Regions from separate parts of the Homo sapiens genome. Here regions 1 and 3 are each linked to region 2. Evidence: chromatin loops called from intact Hi-C (ENCODE). Cell type or tissue: PC-9. All regions are shown on one strand. Each heading gives the region's core, and the rest is flanking DNA. Links, peaks and the distances in the headings are about the cores only.

Region 1 (4,144 bases), core at 537-3,036, 200 kb after region 2:
GGATGCAGCCAGCACTGGAACCCAGAGAAGGAACCTTAACTGCCAGTCATGCTGGATGAGATGAGAAACTTTGGGACAAGAGGTCCCTTCGCCCCAAATTTAATTTACAGCCAGATGGGTATGGCAACCACAGTAGCTTCAAGACATTTGAAAACCAGCCAAGAGCACCAAAGAGAGCCGGCTTTCTCCAGCCCCACCTGCCCGTCATATCCCAGGCCTCCCTAGGTCCCCCACTGGCCAATCAGAGTCCCTCTTATGGGGGAAACCCTTTCTCCAGCCCTGTCGCAAGACTGGTTAGGAGGGTGAGGATGGGGCCGAGGCCTCGGGGGTCTCAGGGCTTATGGGAGTGGCCGGTTCATCACCTTCCTTTACTTCTGGGAGAGCCCCTGGCAGGGAGAGGCCAGAAGTCAGCCAAGGACACCTGCTGCCCTGTGGCCACTGGGGCTGGGTGGTTCCGAGGAGCCACGGATCTGACTTGTGCTTGCACCAGGAAGGTGGCTTCTCCTCACACGAGGGCTCAGCCCTGTGGCCTCGTGGAAAATTTCAGATTCTGGGAAGTGCTGGTTCTAGGTGACCCAAGGGAGAGGACATCAGGCCAAAGGTGATGCGTCACGGTGGTGGTCACAGTTTGGGGTCCAGTTGGCCTCAAATCCCCTCTGCCTTTTTTTTTTTTTTTTTTTTTTTGAGACAGAGTCTCACTCTGTCGCCCAGGCTGGAGTGCAGTGGCGTGATCTCAGCTCACTGCAACCTCCACCTCCCAGGTTCAAGCAATTCCCTGCCTCAGCCTCCTGAGTAGCTGGGATTACAGGCACCTGCCACCACGCCCGGCTAATTTTTGTATTTTTAGTAGAGACAGGGTTTCACCATGTTGGCCAGGCTGGTCTCAAACTCCTGACCTCAGGATCCACCCGCCTCGGCCTCCCAAAGTGCTGGGATTACAGGCGTGAGCTACCGTGCCTGGCCCCCTCTCTGCCATTTATCAGCTGTGTGACCCCAGGCAAGTCAGTGAGCCTCTCTGAAGCTGTTTCCTCATCTGGAACTGGGGACAACTGTAGCTACCTCATGGGGCATAAGAGGAACAGCACACAGGAGCGGTGGTGGCAGAGCCACGGGCCAGGAGGGGCTGAGAGCCGGTCATGAGCATAGCAGTGACCACAATGGTGGCAGCAGCAGCATGCAAGCCATGGGTCCGGGTACCATCTGCCAGGTAACACGGTGCACAGGGAGTCCCACGGGTAACCCCACCTGCAGCTCTGGGTGTGCCCGGGCTGGGAGGGGTGCCTGAGACCCTGCCTACCCACACTTGCCATTTCCATTCCTGTGCCCTGGGGACCCCTCCCTGGGGCACACCCCGTCCTGCCCCCAGACTCAGCACCCCCAACCTTTGCCCACAGTGCTTACCTGAGTGGCCACCCCCCTGGGAATGGGGCCCTGGGGCACTCTTGGGATCCAGTGCCCCCAGTGCTTGGCAGGCTGTGGGAGGGACCTCCTTCGTGGGCCCAGACCCCTGCCCCTGCCTCAGTCTCCCTGCCTCCTCCAACCCACCTCCGAGCTGCTTCTCCCTCCAGACACGGGGCCCGCACTGACGGATCTCAGTGGGGCATGCGCCTTCCCCTGCAGACCTCGCCTCCCCACGCGACAGGCATCTGGGAGGGACCAGGGCAATAAGCCGCTGCCGGATCTGAACTTAATAGAAGCAGTCTCCCCCAGCTCCCTGTGTCTGACCAAAGACAATGTCGTCGGAGCCTGGAAGCCCCCCACGAACTGTCAGACTGGAGGAGCCCCTTCACCCTGGGCCTCAGCGACCTCGTCTGTAAAATGTGGGATGGTAATACCAGCACCGGCCTCAAGGGGCGCTGCTGCAAGGATTAAATGCGATAATGCGGGTGAACCCAGCACAGGGCAAGCACTCCGCTTCCGTTGCTATGACCTGGCTCGTCCCTGTTATCACTTTGCTAATCGTTAAAATGGGCGGAGTTACAGAGAACAGCCGTTCCGCGGGGCTTCCCAAGAAGCTCAGAAAGGCGGACCTCGGTGCTGTGTGCTCAGAGCGCCCAGGCCTGTACCAGTCAGCATCAATTCTTAAAAGGTGACCTCGTGCCTCTTCTTTCTGTGCGGAGTCATCCACTGGAAAAATCTACTGTCTCATTGCCATGGAGGCACCTGCCGTTAACTCCTTTGCATTCCTCTCTTCCCCTGTGTGTCGATTTCCTGCAGTCCTTCCTCTGCACCTACTGTACACTGCCTGGAATGCCCTTGCCTCTCCTCCTTGCCCATGTACATCCTGCCATCCTTTAAGGGTAGCTGAAGTTTCCCCTTGTCCAGGGAGGCCCCTGGGGAGTGAGGTAGGGAGAGTAGCCCAATCCCCGCCCGATACTGCGTCACTGGCCTGGCACTGCCCATCTGTGGCTGGTGTCCATAACCTTCCTGTGTGTGCTACTGCTGTTGTTTTTTTTTTTTTTTTTTTTTTTGGACAGAGTCTCATTCTCTGTCACCCAGGCTGGAGTGCAGTGGCACTATGACGGCTCACTGCAGCCTCGACCTCACTATGCCCAAGCAATTCTCTCATCTCAGCCTCCTGAGTAGCTGGGACTGCAGGTGAGTGCCACCATGCCTGGCTAATTTTTTTGTATTTTGTAGAGATGGGGTTTTGCCATGTTGCCCAGGCTGGTCTCGAACTCCTGACCTCAAGTGATCCACCCACCTCGGCCTCCCAAAGTGCAGGAATTGCAGGCATGAGCCACCGCCCCCGGCCTTCCTTCTTGAACCAGGCTAGCATTCATCACAGGCTGTGGCAGAAGCCTGGCACTGTGGCTGCCCAGCATATACACTCCAGGCTCTCATTCATCCCTGTGGAAATGGGTGAAGGATTCTGGTTAGCTTTAGGCTTCTGCCTAGAAATCACTTAAGCAGCATCCAGCTTGTATTAGTTGATCTGATGGACGAGCATGGGGGTAGAATCCGAACCTCAGGGTTCCCTCTGATTCCCTTCCCATGACTGGGAGCTCCCTTTGTTTTTTGCTTTTTGTTTTTTTTGAGATGGAGTCTCGTTCTGTCACCCGGGCTGGAGTGCAGTGGTGTGATCTCGGCCCACTGCAACCTCCACCTCCTGGGTTCAAGCGGTTCTCCTGCCTCAGCCTCCCGACTACCTGAGATTACAGGCACACGCCACCATGCCCAGCTAATTTTTGTATTTTTGGTAGAGGTGGAGTTTCACCATGTTGACCAGGCTGGTCTCGAACTCCTGGCTTCAAGTGATCCGCCTGTCTCAGCCTCCCAAAGTGCTGGGATTACAGGCGTGAGCCACCACGTCTGGCCTGGGAGCTCCCTTTCTCCCTCCTTCCAGGCCAGCACTTGCACCTTCCCCTGCAGGTCCCAGCTCGGGCCCCTGGCATTCCACAGATCTGCCCCTTCTAAGGCAGGAAGGGCCTCTTGATGCCCAACATAGGAATTGGGTCTTCAGAATCCTCAAAGAATAAAGTGGGCACTCCACAATATCACAAAGACTTCCCCTCACCTCTGGGGGCAACCAACAGTCCAGTGACTAAAACGGGACCTACTCTCAGTCATCTGACAATGATACCAAAGGGACTCTTCCCACCCTTCTCCCTGACTGTCAGAAAAAAGCTTGTTTTACTCTTTATCATATTTTTTTATCCCCAAGATCTGCTCATGTGGATGGCTTATTTTAGGTTTCTGGGAGGAAGGGAGCAATTTCTGAGGAAGGAAATTGTAGAGACAAGAAAAGGTCTGGTCCCCAAGTCTTGAAACCCCTGGCAGAATCCTTCCTGAGCTCAACCCTAGGCCAGCCTGCCCAGTCCCCTTCCTGTGGTTACCCAGTGAAAACCCAACTGGCCCGGTCCTCAGGGGCTGCCCTGGGCTCCCCAATAACCTAGAGCCTCTAGGTCCCTAGTGCTTCTGCAAAAGAAAGTCTTTCCCACAGGAGTCCCTCTGGCTGGGACCCTCAGTCCCCTGAGCCCTTGGAGGAGGAGGGCATATTGGGACAGGAAGAGGGAAAAGGCAGAAGACGGGTGGGAAAGGCATGAGCAAGCAGTAGTTACACCAGCACATGGCACTGTATGGTTGTTTATTAAGTCACTTTGGCAAACATTGAGAGTTTCGATGCAAACATTTGCAGGTGGCA
Region 2 (4,144 bases), core at 609-3,108:
GCTCCACCCCAAGGCTCCTGCGGCCCTGGGCCTGCTTCCCAAGCACTCAGGAATGGAGACTGTGCTGAGAGTGGGGCCTCCCCTTCCCTCTCACGACGTGTCTGCCCCCGCACCGGCCAGGCGCTCAGCAGGCAGGAGTCACTATTCATTCACTTGATCCACCCCCACAGAGCAGAACCAGAATTACTTCTCAGCATGGTGCACAGATGGCCCCGCCAGGACAGGGTCCCGCCCCCACCCCCAAACTTCCCCGCCCTAGGCCTTGGGCCTAAGGGGTCTGGGAGGGAGAGGGAGTTTGGAATGGAGACTCCTCCAGTTCCTGCTCCTAGCCAAGCTTCCCAGTCCGTGTGGCTGCTTCTCCCTCCCTCTCATCAGAACCTAACCCCAGGCACAGTTATTGTGCAATTGGACCCAGGCCCAGCACCCAACAGTCTACAGAGCCCTTAGCAGCCGCACAGTATCTGCAAATGTTTCCTGAGCCCTCAGCCCCAGCCAGCTCTAACAGACTGAAGCTTGGGGGCCAGGCACTTTGGGTGGCTCGAGCCTGTAATCCTAGCAGTTTAGGAGGCCCGAGGGAGGAGGGTCGCTTGAGCCCAGGAGCTCGAGGCCAGCCTGGGCAACATGACGAGTCCACATCTCTGATAAATTTTTAGAAAGAAAAGAAAATGAAAAGGAAGCTTGGGAATCTGGAGGCTGAGCCAAGGCCTCACCAGCTCTCCCCATCACTGGGTTTGTGCTTGCTGGGAGCGGGAGGATCAAAGCCCAAGTCCCCTAGGTCTTGATCTACCCCTGGGGAGAGAACAGGTCTGTTCCTGCCCTGAGACCTGCAGCCTGACTCGGCTGCTCGGGAGTGGACTCTCCACTTCTCAGAGAAGAATACTGAGGCCAGGCCAGCCCTCCTCAGGAACAGCCCTGGCCGCCTGGGAGAGGAGTTTCCTCTCTTTCACAATGACCCTGCCTCCCTGGAGGGCGCAGCCGCCCAGGGGCCAAAGGCAACAGCAGCCCGAATAGAAAATATTCCTGGCACTGCCCCTCCCACAGAGCCCAGCCCAGGCCAGCAGGAAACCCCGCCGCGAGGCCGCCAGCCCCACCGGGGAGGGCCAGGTGGCTGCCGCCCCCTGCAGGGAAGGGAGCCAGGGCCACCATGCCCATCTGTCCAGGGTAAACTGAGGCTGCGGGGAAAGCGATACGTCCAAGCCCCAGAGGGGCTGGACTCCTGGTTTTACGCAGAGAAATAGAGGTGGAGACAGACGGCGAGTCCGAGAGAGGGAGAGAGAATCGGGAGCCCCCCCACACGCTCCGGACTCCCCAGGTCTCCATGTGGGGGCTTCACGACACAGAGGAAGCCGGATCCGACAAGGAGTCCAGAAAGGACCCGGCTGCGCAGGGAACAAATAACCCGAGCCGCTCTTCGGACCCGGGGACTCGCGCCCCCGGGGACTCGCGCCCCCGCCGCGTCCCCCACGCTCCAGAAACCTGGAATCCGGTGCCAGGCGTTTGAGCATCGGGAGCCCCTTCCCTCCTGCCTCGGTCCCAGTCCCCGGCGAGTGGCGATCGGGGTCCGCCCTCTGCCTCCGCGGGCCCCGGGGCGGGCGTCTTCTACGCCTCCTCCTCTGGGCCCGGGAAGCGGGTGCTCTCGGCTAGGGAGTGGGCAGCGAGAGGGGCCGAGGGCTCCTTACCGGGCTCGGGCAGCGGTGGCAGGCGGCAGAGCAGGACTGGCAGGGGTGCCCATCCCAGGTTATAAGCACAGGGCCCGGGGGCAGGGCCGGTGACCGGGGACACGTGGCGGGGACGCGCGCCACAGACCCCGCCCCCGGGCCCGGCCCCCGCCTGGAGCCGCTCAGCGTTCACAGCCACCTGCAGATGGGCGGGGCCCGCCTCCCCAGGCCTCGTCCCCACCTCCCCCCGCCTCCCACCAGGTCCGGGCCTGGGCCCGGCGCCGGCTCACCCTCCCAGGGGCGCGCCGGCGGGGGCGCAGGCGGCTCGCGGTTCCTGGCCCTGGCCCGCGGGCTGGAGGCGCCAAGGAGGGCGGCAGTGGCTGCGACCCATGTAACTCAGGGGCGGAGGGTGGCCGCAGCCGTCCTTCGAGAGACTTGCCTCCTGGCCCTGGGGAAGCAATTTAAACGCTTCGCGGTGGGAGCCGGGATAAAAGTTCCACTGGCGCAGGGAGCTTCGTGCTCACTTCTATCCGGTGCCGGCAGCCTGGGCCTTCTGCAGCCCCCAGAGCCCCCTCCCTCCCCAACCATAGCCTCTGGTAGCCGAGTAAGGATGAGAAAACCGAGGTGAGCCGGCGCGGGAAGGCCCGGCTTTCATCCCTTAGGCCAGGGCTGATTGCTGGCCTGTCTTCTCAGAGCCTGGCACCTGCCCAGACTCCAGAGGGCACCCAGTAAGCAGTGAGTAAAAGACTGTCTGGCTGCGAACCCACTAGACAGGAGGGAAGGTTGAGGTTCAGAGAGAAGTCTCTTGCTTGTAAAAAGCAGCTGGGAGTTGTGACCCCAGGCCCGCCTTCAACAGCTTCTCTACCTCAGGAGTTTCCCAGCTTGGTCTGCCGGCTCCAAAGCCCTGATCACTGCAACCACAGCCCCAGTAAAAGAGCAAGTCCTGGGACCCCATCCAAGGCAGTTGCTCCATAGTGAGCACTGACCCCAGAAGGGAGGACTCCCGGTCCTCAGCCGGCTCTGAACCTGGGGGAGGTGGGAGCCCCAAGCCTTGCCCAGCCGCTACCCTGGAGTCAGTGCTCCTTTTAATCACCATCCACTCTCAGCCCCTCTGCCAGTCAGCCCCCACCACCCCCTCAAGCCCATGGCAAGCAACAGTAGCTGTGAGTCCTTCTAGAAGGAAAAAAGGATCAAACCAATTCACAAACAAAGCCACAGCTCGATTCTCTCTTAAGCCCCTTAGTTCTCTGACACTTAAACCTGGGATGTGGCCCTTGATGGCAAAGGGGCCCCTGGTGAGCCACGTGGGGCTGGGTGTACATGGGTGGCTTGAGGCCCCTTCTAGATGGGAGGCGGTATCACAGCTGGCCCCCCTCAGCCCTCTCACAGGAGCAGCTGGGGGTCTCGTGGAGTCTCTGGGCCTCCCACACTAGCAGGAGGCAAGTGAGGAACACCTACACAATGACACCCTTGCAGCAGTTGTGTGTCCTTGGGGCGGTCACTCCCCACTGCAGCCTGTTTTCTCATTGGTAGGGTCGCCCTGGAAAGAGCAAGCATTCTGTTTTCACCTTCACGACTACCCTGTATGAAGTACCTGTGATTGTTATCTCAATGGTATGGGCAGAAACCTGCTGCACAGAATGACGGTGTATCTTTCCCAAGGCCACACAGCATGTGAGTGGCAGAGCGGAGCTAGAATCCAGTGTCTGAAGCTCTGGCTCAAACCCTCTGCTTTAGCTCCAGCCTGAGCTGAACTGAGGTCACAGTCCCAGGGTCACAGGCTGCTGGGACCTTTACTCCTTGCCGCAGAAATGGTTCCAGCCTAGGGGACAGACCCTTCCTAACTCACATGCACCAGTGACATGAGGGACAGTGAGGTCACAGCGCTCCTGAGAAGAAAACAGGGGCCCAAACTGCCAGCAGCACCCCGCCCCCCACCCCCACCGTCCTGCCACCAACAGCAGGGTGAGTGGTTGCCCAGAGGCAGAGACCAAGGTGAGGGAGGACTGGCCAGCTTCTGAATGAGCCCCATTCTGCCTGGACCCCTCCATCGGCCAGGGGGACCTTCAACCCTGCCCTGGCCCTTACCCTGCAGAGCAGTGCTGAGGGCCAAAGTGGGGCGTGGCCCAAAGGGATTCCCCCACCTGAGACTGGGGCACCATGGCCTTTGACTTTCATCTTACCCCCTGCCCACACCTAGGTCAGGGGTCCTCCAGGAGCCTTTGCACCTTCTAGGTAAGTGATCTTGGTGGCATTCCTAAAAACAAAGCAGCACCTAGGCCTGAGCAGGTGGAGAAACAAAGGCACTGGGATCTGAGACACTCATACCTTCCTTTTTTTTTTTTTTTTTTTTAATTTGGAGTCTTGCTCTGTCACCCAGGCTGGAGTACAGTGGCACCCTCACTGCAGCCTCTGCCTCCCCGGTTCAAGCAATACTCCTGCCTCAGCCTCCTGAATAGCTGGGACTACAGGCCCGCCACCACACC
Region 3 (4,144 bases), core at 537-3,036, 80 kb after region 2:
AATACATATTGGTTAAATGGGCTGGGTGCTGTGGCTCATGCCTGTAATCCCAGCACTTTGGGAGGCTGAGGTGGCAGATCACCTGAGGTCAGGAGTTCGAGACCAGCCTGGCCAACATGGTGAAACCCTGTCTCTACTAAAAATACAAAAATTAGCTGGGCATGGTGGCACCTGCCTGTAATCCCAGCTACTCAGGAGGCTGAGGCAGGAGAATCACTCCAACCCAGGAGGCGGAGGTTGCAATGAGCTGAGATCGTGCCACTGCACTCCAGCCTGGCAAAAAAAAAAAAAAAAAAAAAAAAAATTGGTGAAGTGAATTCCAAATGTTTTTTGAGCATCTTTTTTGTACCATACACTGAACTTGGAATTCAGCGGTGGTCAACATGGTGCCTCACAGGGGTCACAGACTAATGGAGGAGCACACACAGAAAGACTAATGTGGGTGACATGACAAGTGACAGGGACTGCATCAGGGAGGCTCTGTCCCAGCCTGGCAGTCAGGGAGGGCTTCCTGGAAGAAGGGACGTCTGAAGTGAGGCCTGAAGTTCAATCCAGCTCTTACTGGCAGAGCAGGACCAGGGGCTCCTGCAGGCTCAGGGACTGAGTAGAGAGGAGCTGGGGGAAGCACCACTTCTGTAACCAGCATCCCCACCCCCTCGAGGTATAAGACCCCCCCATCTCAGCTAGGCTCTGGGGTGGGGGTAACCAGTGGGGACTGGGCATAGCCTCCTTGTGCCTGGCAATGAGGTGGGGCTGGGTGAGGGCAGCAATCCTACCGTCCTTCCTCCAGGAGATCTTGGGGAAGGGGACACCCCGGCATTCGCAGGACAGCCTGGTAGGGTGCCCCTCTCTCACAGTCAGGGTGTGGGATTCCCTCAAGGGGAACACTGGAGCAACTGAGTCAGAGCAGAGAGAGAGTTAGTGGGGGTGGGGCTGAGATGGGGAGGGGATGAGCAAGGCGAGGGCAGGCTGGAGGAGGGCTGTGTCCTGGGACGCAATCAAGGCAGCAGCCCCCTCCCCCTGCCCAGCCTGGGAGACCCTCACCCCAGACGTTCAGATTGTAGTGTTTCTCTGAGTGGCCGGCCTGGTTCAGTGCCTCACAGGTGTAATGGCCCGCATCCCACACATCGGCTCTGTCCACCTGGCAGAGAGCAAAGACACCCCATGGGAGGGGACGCACAGAGATGGGTGAGCCCTGGACAGACTGTGTGACTGCAGACATGTCACGTGACCTTGCTGAGCCCCCAAGCTGCCCACTTGGAGCACGGGGCAGTGACAGCATCTCCCCACCAGCTGCACCGGGAAGTTTCCAGAAGCACGTGCCTGTGGTGGGCCTGAGAAGGGCCCCCTCGATGGCAGTCCTGCCAGCCTCCCAAACTTCATGGCCCAGATCTGCTAAGGGGGAGGCATGTGACTGGCTCAGACCTGCTCCTGCATTTCATCAGCTCCCAGCCTCTTTGGAAAGCTCAAGAAAACAGACCCGAAGAGAAGGTGGAGGAATGAGGCTGGTGGGGTGCAGGGGACCTGTCCTCAGGGCTCAGATCCTGACATGGGGTTGCTGGGGCTAGGCTGTGGCTTTGAAGAATGAACGGAAGGAGGGGAAACCAAATGGCAGTGCTCTGAGTTGGGAATGATCATATCACAAGGTGTAGGGGGGTGGGAGGAGGAGCAGACAGGTGAGGAAGGTTCTAACCCAACAGCTGGCGCCACTCAGCTGAGTCAGGGGCCCTGAGGGAGGCCCCGAGGAACCAGTCCTGGGGTTTTGTCCTCCATCCCCTGAGGGGAAAGGGGCTTGCAGGTCACTGAGCTGGGGCACCTGCAGGCCCCACCCTGCCCTTGGGCCGAGGTGGAGGCCTGCTTGGCTGGCCAGGGGCCTGCACACCTGCAGCAAGGCTTTGTCTGCGGAGAGGTGGACTCCAGGCCGTGGTTCCAGGGGCCGCCCGTCCTTCCACCAGCTCAGCACAGGAGGGGGCATGGCGTGGCTCTGGCACTCCAGGGCCACTGACTCATTGGCCACAACGGACACATTCAGCTCTTCTCCAAGGATACTCGGGGGCACTGCAGGAGGGGGCAGGAGAAGGGCTCCCTCAGGCACATGGGTGGGGCTGGCAAGGAGGGGCCACACCCTGGGTCAGGCCTAGCTACTCGCAGCAGCCAGGAGTGACCACCCTTCCTCTGCCTTCAGTCCTGCTTCGGAGGAGCCAGTCTGAGTAAAATTGTCACGATATCCACATCCCAGATCTCTGCAGCATGTTTCCACCGAGGGAAATTGGGGAAGGAAGCTCAGGGTCCCCCTGTGTTATTTCTTACAGATGTCTGTGAATCTATAATTATCCACAGTTATCTCAAAACTTTCTAAAATTTAAAATTTTTGTTTAAAAAAATTTTTTTAAGCAGGTCTCAGAACCACCTTTTGCCCCTGAAGCAAAAATAACCAGTGCAGCTTTGCAGGAAGGAACGCAGGGTCCAGGGGGAGAACTCATGGGGTGGAATCCTGCCCTCCACCACTCACTCGCCATGCGAGGCCCTGGGGATGCCACTTGCACTCCTGGGCCTCAGTCTCCTCGTCTGTAAAGTGGGGATAATGAAAATCCCCACCTGATGGGGCCGCCATGAGGTTCAATCCAATGGCACAGGTGGGGCTCTTGGGCATACAATATGTATTAACCACCATCTTCACTCCAGCAAAGGGAAAGAGCTAGAATCGAATCCTTCCTATAACCTCCCGCCCAAGACTACGTTCATTCGTTTTCTTTCTTTTTCTTTCTTTCCTTCCTTCCTTTCTCTTTCTTTCTTTCCTTCCTTCCTTCTCTTTTTTTCTTTCTCTTTCCTTCCTTCCTTCTCTTTTTCCTTTCTTTTTCTTTCTCTCTCCCTCTCTCCTTCCTTCCTTCTTTCCTTCCTTCCTTCTCTCTCTCTCTCTTTTTCTCTCTTTCTTTCTTTTTTTTTTTTTTGACAGAGTCTGGCTCTATTGCCCAGGCTGGAGTGCAGTGACATGATCTCAGCTCACTGCAACCTCTACCTCCCAGGTTCAAGTGATTCTCCTGCTTCAGCCTTTCGAGTAGCTGGGACTACAGGCACGCACCACCATACCCAGCTAATTTTTTGTATTTTTAGTAGAGACGGGGTTTCACTGCGTTGGCCAGGCTGGTCTCGAACTCCTGACCTCAAGTGATCCACCCACCTCAGCCTCCCAAAGTGCTGGGATTACAGGCGTGAGCCACCATGCCCAGCTCCCAGCATTCTTTCTTATACCTCCACAGAGCCCCAGAAAAACCCAGAGGAGGACATTTAAAAATAAGCTACTGTGGTTACAGTAGCTTCATGAGCTCAGAGGCTTAGTGAGTCCCCATGGTGACCTTTGAGGTGAGTGCTATTCTTCTCATTTTGCAGATGAAGAAATGGTGGCCGAGAGAAGCAAAGTGACCAGCTCAAAGTCACAGAGGCAGGGTTTGAACCCCATGTCGGTGACACTCAAGAGCCGGCTTTCCTAACCACCACTCCACGCTGTTCCTGCTACTTCACACCCCTTCCGCGTCTCCCTGAACATGGGGCAGAGCTCCTGGCTATGCGGGGCCACCTGCCCACCCTCCCACCCATTGCGGGAGCTCATACTCTAGGGCAGGTCTCTGGATCTCACTGATTCCTACTGGAAGGCAGCTGTTCTCAGGTGGACACTCCTCCATCCACCCAGCCTCTCTCCTTTTGGAAGTGACTGGGAATGCCCCCCACCCCATCTCCCCCGCTGCTCTGAACCACATGGCTTTCCCAGTCTGAGACTCACTGTGGACTTGCAGGACAACATCCTGGCGGTCCTCGCCCACCGCGCTCACAGCCACGCAGGAGTACCTCCCAGAGTCGGAGGCCCGGGCACTAGCCAAGGTGAGGACCCGGCCCCCAGGGAAGACCTGTGACCCCAGGGGGAAGCCCAAATTAGGCAACTGTCCTGCTGTTGCAGGCCCCAAGGGGCAGAACCCCACCTGCCCAAGCCGGCCTTGCTGCCGAGCACGCCTGGACAGCCTGCCCCAGACTCAGAGCCCCTCATGATGCAGGGAAACCCAGGGTTGCATCTGGGCCTCCGGACCTCTGCCAGCTGGCAATGACACTGGACCTCAGGAAGAGTCCTCTAGAGCCCCTCTGTCCACTC

The links. Peaks named below come from ENCODE experiments on the same cell type or tissue, not always from the same donor. Only the 100,000 strongest peaks of a DNase experiment are listed, where the experiment ranks them.
Region 1: it touches region 2 in a loop (4-fold over the local background); 3 of 110 quality-filtered maps call a loop at or near these places.
Region 3: a loop joins it to region 2, with 6 times the contacts of the local background. A loop is called at or near these places in 3 of 110 quality-filtered maps.

Annotation. Positions count from the first base shown.
Region 1 is chr9:130,241,071-130,245,214 of GRCh38, reverse strand. It overlaps MIR12126 (microRNA 12126), which reads right to left and starts at 3,828; the gene lies at 3,727-3,828. In PC-9, for the core only: CTCF peaks have their summits at 1,626 and 1,839; no DNase peak of the experiment used is centred there.
Region 2 is chr9:130,442,531-130,446,674 of GRCh38, reverse strand. It overlaps ASS1 (argininosuccinate synthase 1), which reads right to left and starts at 1,714. Exons shown (of 15, transcript NM_054012.4): 1 at 1,680-1,714. RefSeq lists an enhancer at 244-911 and a silencer at 1,792-1,911. In PC-9, for the core only: no CTCF peak of the experiment used is centred there; DNase peaks (open chromatin) are centred at 1,004 and 1,774; H3K4me3 peaks cover 1,575 bases.
Region 3 is chr9:130,362,628-130,366,771 of GRCh38, reverse strand. HMCN2 (hemicentin 2) reads right to left here. Exons shown (of 98, transcript NM_001291815.2): 40 at 3,782-3,905; 41 at 1,883-2,058; 42 at 1,045-1,141; 43 at 777-896. Among named protein-coding and RNA genes, the nearest start is that of ASS1, 80 kb to the left of the region's middle. In PC-9, for the core only: no CTCF peak of the experiment used is centred there; a DNase peak (open chromatin) is centred at 1,921; H3K27ac peaks cover 1,226 bases.